2 separate regions of the Homo sapiens genome follow, and region 1 is linked to region 2. Evidence: chromatin contacts called from ENCODE Hi-C or POLR2A ChIA-PET data. All regions are on one chromosome and are shown on one strand. Each heading gives the region's core, a stretch centred on a gene start or an enhancer-like site at or near the end of the contact. The rest is flanking DNA. Distances are from core to core; before and after follow the strand shown. Region 1 overlaps VMP1 (vacuole membrane protein 1). Region 2 has its middle 4.7 kb from the start of MIR21.

Region 1 (3,043 bases), core at 149-2,648, 42 kb after region 2:
ACCATGCTACTTTCAGTTCCCATAATTTTTTCCAGGTCTTTCACAATATTCTCAGAATTTAAATTACATTATATATCAAATAATCTACAAACATTTACTGAAATTATATTAATATGAAGTCTGCACAGTTGTTTTTATTTCAAGAAAATAAACATTAGCATAATATGCAGTTTGATGGACAGTATTTTCTTGATTTTTTTCCTTGCCAGTGTAATGAAAACAAAACCAGGAAAGCACTGCATTGGTATTTTAAAATAGTAAAATAACTAAAGTTTAATGTTTAGATTTGATAAACACGAACATATTTTATTGTTTCTTATTTTAAATTTATTTCACTTTTTTTTTTTTTTTTTTTTTTAGCTGGAGTCTCACTGTCGCCCAGGCTGCAGTGAGTGAAGTGGTGCGATCTTGGCTCACTGCAACATCTGCCTCCCGGGTTCAAGTGATTCTCCTGCCTCAGCCTCCTGAGTAGCTGGGACTACAGGCACACACCGCAACGCCCGGATGATTTTTTGTATTTTTAGTAGAGATAGAGTTTCACCGTGTTGCCCAGGCTGGTGTCAAACTCCTGAGCTTAGGCGATCCACCCGCCTCAGCCTCCCAAAGTGCTGGGATTACTGGCTTGAGCCGGTGCGCCAGGCCCAAATTTATTTTACTTTCAAAGCCACATGTATAAAACTTAGTTATATAGTTTTAACAGCTTTATGTAATAATTTTATTGAAAACATTATTCTTTTATTGTTCAAAATGTTCTATATGTTACGTGCAATTTTGCTTTCCTTGTTGCTCTGTAGTTTTAAAAGTTCTTTGTTTTTCTAAAAACAACTTCAGTATATTTTTTAATTATTTGTATAATTTGGCGGCTCTTATTGTGATTTTAGAATAATATTGTTTATGAACTAAAATATATATATTCTCATTTGCCTTTATAATGAGAATTTTATTCTACGTATATTGTTAATAAACTTGACTCTATTACTCACACACCTAACACCACCAAAAAGCTAAACCAAAACAAAAAAAATCCCTTTTATAAAATTAAAAAAAATTTTAAACAAATTTTGCTGTTCTTTTTAGTCCAAGTAAAATAAAAAAGCTGAGTACAAATACACACCAATAATAAACAATATTTTTAAGAAAAACTAAATAAAAGATTACAAACAAATTGTATGTTAGGTATTCAATGTTCCCATTAAAAGTTAAAAAAATTAATATTTCATTTGAATAGTTTTGGAGTATTGTGGGGAACAATGTAGCATGACCAATTTGATTACTTCCTCACATGTCATTTTTCACTTTTTCAAAAATCCATAAACTAAAAACAAACACCTTTTATTAGTTCCATTTCTCTGTATTTACATTTCACAACTTTTACCTATTTCACAACTTAAGTGCCTGAGATGATAGTTTCATTCTCTAAGTCTACTTAAATATGAAGCATGCATTTACAATTAGCAATTACAAATCATTTTCTACTTTTCTTTTTTCACAAAAATAAAACCAATTATAGGTAAATAAATTACCTTTCCTACCACAACCCATAGTGATTATATATGTAAACCAATCACGCTTCTGAAACAGGAGACGCAAGAAACATTTTCCCAAGCACTACAAGACTAATAAAAAAAAGTCACAGCAATTCCTTATCACTGAATTTCAAGATTAAATACAGAAAGACAAAGCCTTAAACTATGAATATGCCTGTACCATTGTTGCTTCACATTTCTTTTTCTTAAGAAAGATATTTATGATTGAGAGAGAAGAGAAACTACAAGGCTAATAACAGTCTGCAAAATATTGATCTTTGAATCTAATGATGTCAACATGAATGTAAATATACGAAGTAACTTTTATCTTCAAACAGTAACAGTAAACATTTTCATTTTCACGAGGAAGCCATATGAAAAGATCTCTTTAAAAGCAACAGAAGGCCATATGCGGTGGCTCATGCCTGTAATCCCAGCACTTTGGAGGCCAAGGCGGGTGGATCACCAGAGGTCAGGAGTTCCAGACCAGGCTGACCAACATGAAGAAACGTCATCTCTACTAAAAATACAAAATTAGCCGGGCATGGTGGCGCATGCCTGTAATCCCAGCTACTTGGGAGGCTGAGGTGGGAGAATTGCTTGAACACGGCAGGCAGAGGTTGTGGTGAGCCGAGATCGTGCCATTGCACTCCAGCCTGGGCAACAAGAGCTAAACTCTTTCTCAAAACCAAACAAACAAAGCAAACCCAGAAAATTAGCTAGGCGTGGTGGCTGGCGCCTGTAATCCTAGCTACTCAGGAGGCCTAGGCAAGAGAATCGCTTGAACCCGGGAGGCGGAGGTTGCAGTGAGCAGAGATCGTGCCACTGCACTACAGCCTGGGCGACATAAAAAAATGAAATAAAAGCAACAGAAAATCCCTAAACATGTAAAACCAATGCAATGTTACCGAAGATAAATGTATACTTGGTTAATATGTTATGGAAGTTTAAATTACCTGCCTTTATAACCCATTCCAGTCATGTGTGGCTTAACAACTGGCATATATTCTGAGAAATGAGTTGTTAGGCGATTTCATTGTCGTGTGAACATCATGCAGTGTATTTATACAAACCTAGATGTTATATAGCCTACTACACACTTAGGCTATCTAGTATAGCTACCACTCCTAGGCTACAAACCTACACAACCTGTTACTGTACTAAATGCTGTAGGCAATTGTAACACAATGTAAGTATATGTGTATCTAAACATGTTTTTATTTTATTTTGTTTTATTTATTTTATTTTGAGACAGGGTCTCGCTCTGTCGCCCAGGCTGGAGTGCAGTGGCGTGACTTGGCTCAATGCAACCTCCACCTCCTGGGTTCAAGCGATTCTCACACCTCAAACTCCAGAGTACCTAGGACTACAGGTGCGTGCCACCATGCCCAGCTAATTTTTGTATTTTTAGTAGAGATGGGGTTTCGCGATGTTGGCCAGACTGGTCTCGAACTCCTGACCTCAAGTGATCTGCCCACCTTGGCCTCCCAAAGTGCTGGGATTACAGGCGTGAGTCA
Region 2 (3,095 bases), core at 494-2,993:
ACAAGAATGACACTCAAATTTGTGTTCTGTATTAAAAAAAAAAAAAAAAAAAAAAAAGGCTGGGCATGGTGGTTCATGCTTGTAATCCCAGCACTTTGGGAGGCCGAGGCGGGTGGATCACCTGAGGTTAGGAGTTCGAGACCAGCCTGGCCAACATGATGAAACCCCGTATCTACTGAAAAAAATACAAAAAATTAGCCGAGTGTGGTGGCATGCACCTGTAATCCCAGCTACTTGAGAGGCTGAGGCAGGAGAATCGCTTTGAACCTGGAAGGCGGAGGCTGCAGTGAGCCGAGATTGCGCCACTGCACTCCAGCCTCGGCAACAAGAGTGAAACTCCGTCTCAAAAGAAAAAAAAAAAAGTTGGGAAAAACATGGTTCTCCAGGGCCGTGGCAAGCCAGGCTTCTGCACTACTGCCAAGAGGAGTGAACTTGAGCTGCTTTTCGTTTCCTCCACACAACATGGTGAGGAGCCAAAGGAAGACAGTGATCTAAGTCATTCCCCACCTTCAGGCGGCACCATCCCTGTTTTCAAATCCCTAACTGCCTCACTCCCCTAAAGCATTTTTTCCCCGCTGGAAACAGACTGGAACACAATTAAGCAATGTTGATCACTGCTTCAGTCAAAAGTGGTCTGAAGGGAAAAGCTGATGTGTTTTGTCCCCCAAAAGGGATAGATGGCCTCAAAGGAAAATGTCGCATTTGGATTAGATTTGTGGTAGGGGAGGAGTGACCTGCCAAGGGCTCCTTGAATAAACAAAACTGTTCCTCAAAGGGCTTTGGGTGGAGGTCATCAAAGCAAGTTCACAGAAAGATCCTCCTCCCTGGTAACTCTCCAGAGATGGCTGACTCTTTGCTTACATAGGTAGCTCAGGGGTCCCACTTGAAGTCAGTTGCCCAGAATAAGCCAGAGCCTGCCCCCTCAAGAATTCAGGAATGTGGTTTCCAATGCAAATAAAGGCTAAATTGTAGAAACAGTGCTGGAGTGTGTTCAAGCCCTCCCTCTAGGTCCTCTGAGTCATTTGGAAATGGTTAACAAACAGGTTGGACACCTGGGTTGATTACTGCTGAAGGGGATTTCCACACAAACCCTATACTGTAAAATCATCCTCTTGCCTTCCCAAAGCAATTCAGTTCCACTTTCTAGATCGAATGTGCCTTAAAGATTCCAAATGTCCTAAATCAGATCCTAGGGTTCCTAAATTAGAGCAGCAACTGCTGCTGACACAAAGAAACAAGGAGCCAAGCAACTTTGTGCTTAAAAAAAAAAAAAAAAAAAGTTTATTTTAAATTAAGAGGAACAGATGTCCAATGTTTCAAAAAGCCACACATTTGTGGATTTGGCTGACAAACTCTCTAAGCTGCATTTTATTTCTGTTCCCATAGAGTCAGCTAGCCACTTGCAACTGACTCACTTCTCTCTGGGCCACAGTTTGGGCCAGTCTCCTGACTACAGAATTAGAATCCAGATATCAAATGAATCCAGGGTGCTTGGGTGGAGAGCAGGTGTTAAAAGCCATCTAAAACCACCCCTTCCCTGCTTTAATTTAGGAGTATCAACACCCACACAGCAAACTGCAAGGCTAGTGGGTCAAAGAGAATGAGCAAACAGTTGGCACCTGCCAATCCCAGCACCACGCAATTTTAAAGGCAATGAGTAAGCAGCTGTCTGGAACAGGTTTTTGTATAATCCTTCTTAAGAGTACTGGTTAAATATGCAAATACACACAGGTTATTTGCTGCAATTCAAGGCCTCGCCCCCAAGGCAAATGCATTACCTCAGGTGAACTCTTGGCCTTGTTGGGAAGGGATAGGATCCCTAGCTCCTGTCCACCAGACACTAATGACTCAGTTGCTTCTAAAGTTTAAAATACATGATGTGCTTTCTCTTCTTGTTGTCTTTGAGAATAAATAAATTTACCTTCAGACACAAGGGTTTTGTGTGTAGTATCTCATTTACGTTGTGTAAATACTGGAGAGGATTCAATAAATGTTAGAGATAAAATGTTACTTGGCTTTTCAAAAACTTTAAACTCCTGCTTAGTTTTAATTTTTTGTAGCACCTCAAAAAATTATTTATGAATAAAATGAAGCAGTTGTTTGTATTTTTTAATAGAAATGAGACTCTTAGGTCTATTGAGGAAGATCTTGCATGCCATCAATTTTTTCATGGTTCAAAACCTATTTACCCAGCAAATCTCACTGTATTTTCTAGACTGACCTTGTAACAAGTATTAAAAGCTGATACTCCCTTTTCTCCTCTTTCCTTCCAGATGTTTTAGTATTTATATATATATTTTTTGAGGCAGGGTCTGTGTCACTCAGGCTGGAGTGCAGTGACACAATCACGGCTCACTAATGAGGTGATCCACCTCAGCCTGGGACTATAGGCACATACTGTCACACTTGGCTAACTTTTAAATATTTTGTAGGGAGGTCTCATTATGTTGTCCAGGCTGGTCTCGAACTCCTGGGCTCAGGAGTGATTTGCCTGCCTTGGCCTACCAAAGTGCTAGAATTACAGGCATGAGCAACCATGATAACCAATATTCTTTATAATGAAAATAAATTAGAAAATGGTCAATATTTTCAGGTGGGAAAGTTAAAAAACTGTTTTTGGTTTTAAATTCTTCGGTAAATTTTTCACTTATCAAAAGTTTGACAGAGTATCTGCTAGAAAACCAGAGCACATATGCTAAGAAAGCATTTTAAAATATATCTTTGTTTCTGGAGGAGTGAATGCAATGTTGTGAAATTCTTGCATGTGTATCAGATGCTCACTTTTTTTTTTTTTTTTTTTTTTTTTTTGCGAGATGGTGTCTTGCTCTGTTGCCCAGGCTGGAGTGCAGTGGCACGATCTCAGGTCACTGCAACGTCTGCCTTCCGGGTTCAAGTGACTCTCCTGCCTGTTTCCCGAGTAGCTGAGATTACAGGCATACGCCACCACGCCTGGCTAATTTTTGTATTTTTAGTAGAGATAGGGTTTCACCATGCTGGCCAGGCTGGTCTTGAACTCCTGACCTCAAGTGATCCTGTCTTGGCCTCCCAAAAGGCTGGGATGACAGGCGTGAGCCACTGTGCCTGGCCTCAGTCTT

Evidence for each region. Hi-C counts contacts between places; a loop is a spot of excess contacts on that map. ChIA-PET counts read pairs that join two places held with the same protein, here RNA polymerase II (POLR2A). Pooled maps may share reads with other maps.
Region 1: a loop to region 2 is called in a map of CD14-positive monocyte, with 3 times the contacts of the local background. The contact joins two enhancer-like sites. A Hi-C loop is called at or near these places in 7 of 168 maps with a recorded cell type or tissue (A673, CD14-positive monocyte, K562 and 3 more) and 5 of 50 pooled maps. POLR2A ChIA-PET finds 5 or more read pairs at or near these places in 37 of 52 experiments (A549, A673, AG04449 and 28 more).

The regions. Positions count from the first base shown.
Region 1 is chr17:59,801,931-59,804,973 of GRCh38, reverse strand. All of the region lies in intron 7 of VMP1 (vacuole membrane protein 1), which reads right to left. Among named protein-coding and RNA genes, the nearest start is that of MIR21, 38 kb to the left of the region's middle. Within about 2 kb of position 1,398, at least 2 of the 41 ENCODE cell types and tissues checked have a DNase peak (open chromatin) inside an H3K27ac peak, as active enhancers do; they include CD14-positive monocyte and PC-9, where a contact is called at or near this core.
Region 2 is chr17:59,844,384-59,847,478 of GRCh38, reverse strand. It overlaps the pseudogene RNU6-450P. Among named protein-coding and RNA genes, the nearest start is that of MIR21, 4.7 kb to the right of the region's middle. RefSeq lists an enhancer at 1-940. Within about 2 kb of position 1,743, at least 36 of the 41 ENCODE cell types and tissues checked have a DNase peak (open chromatin) inside an H3K27ac peak, as active enhancers do; they include CD14-positive monocyte and PC-9, where a contact is called at or near this core.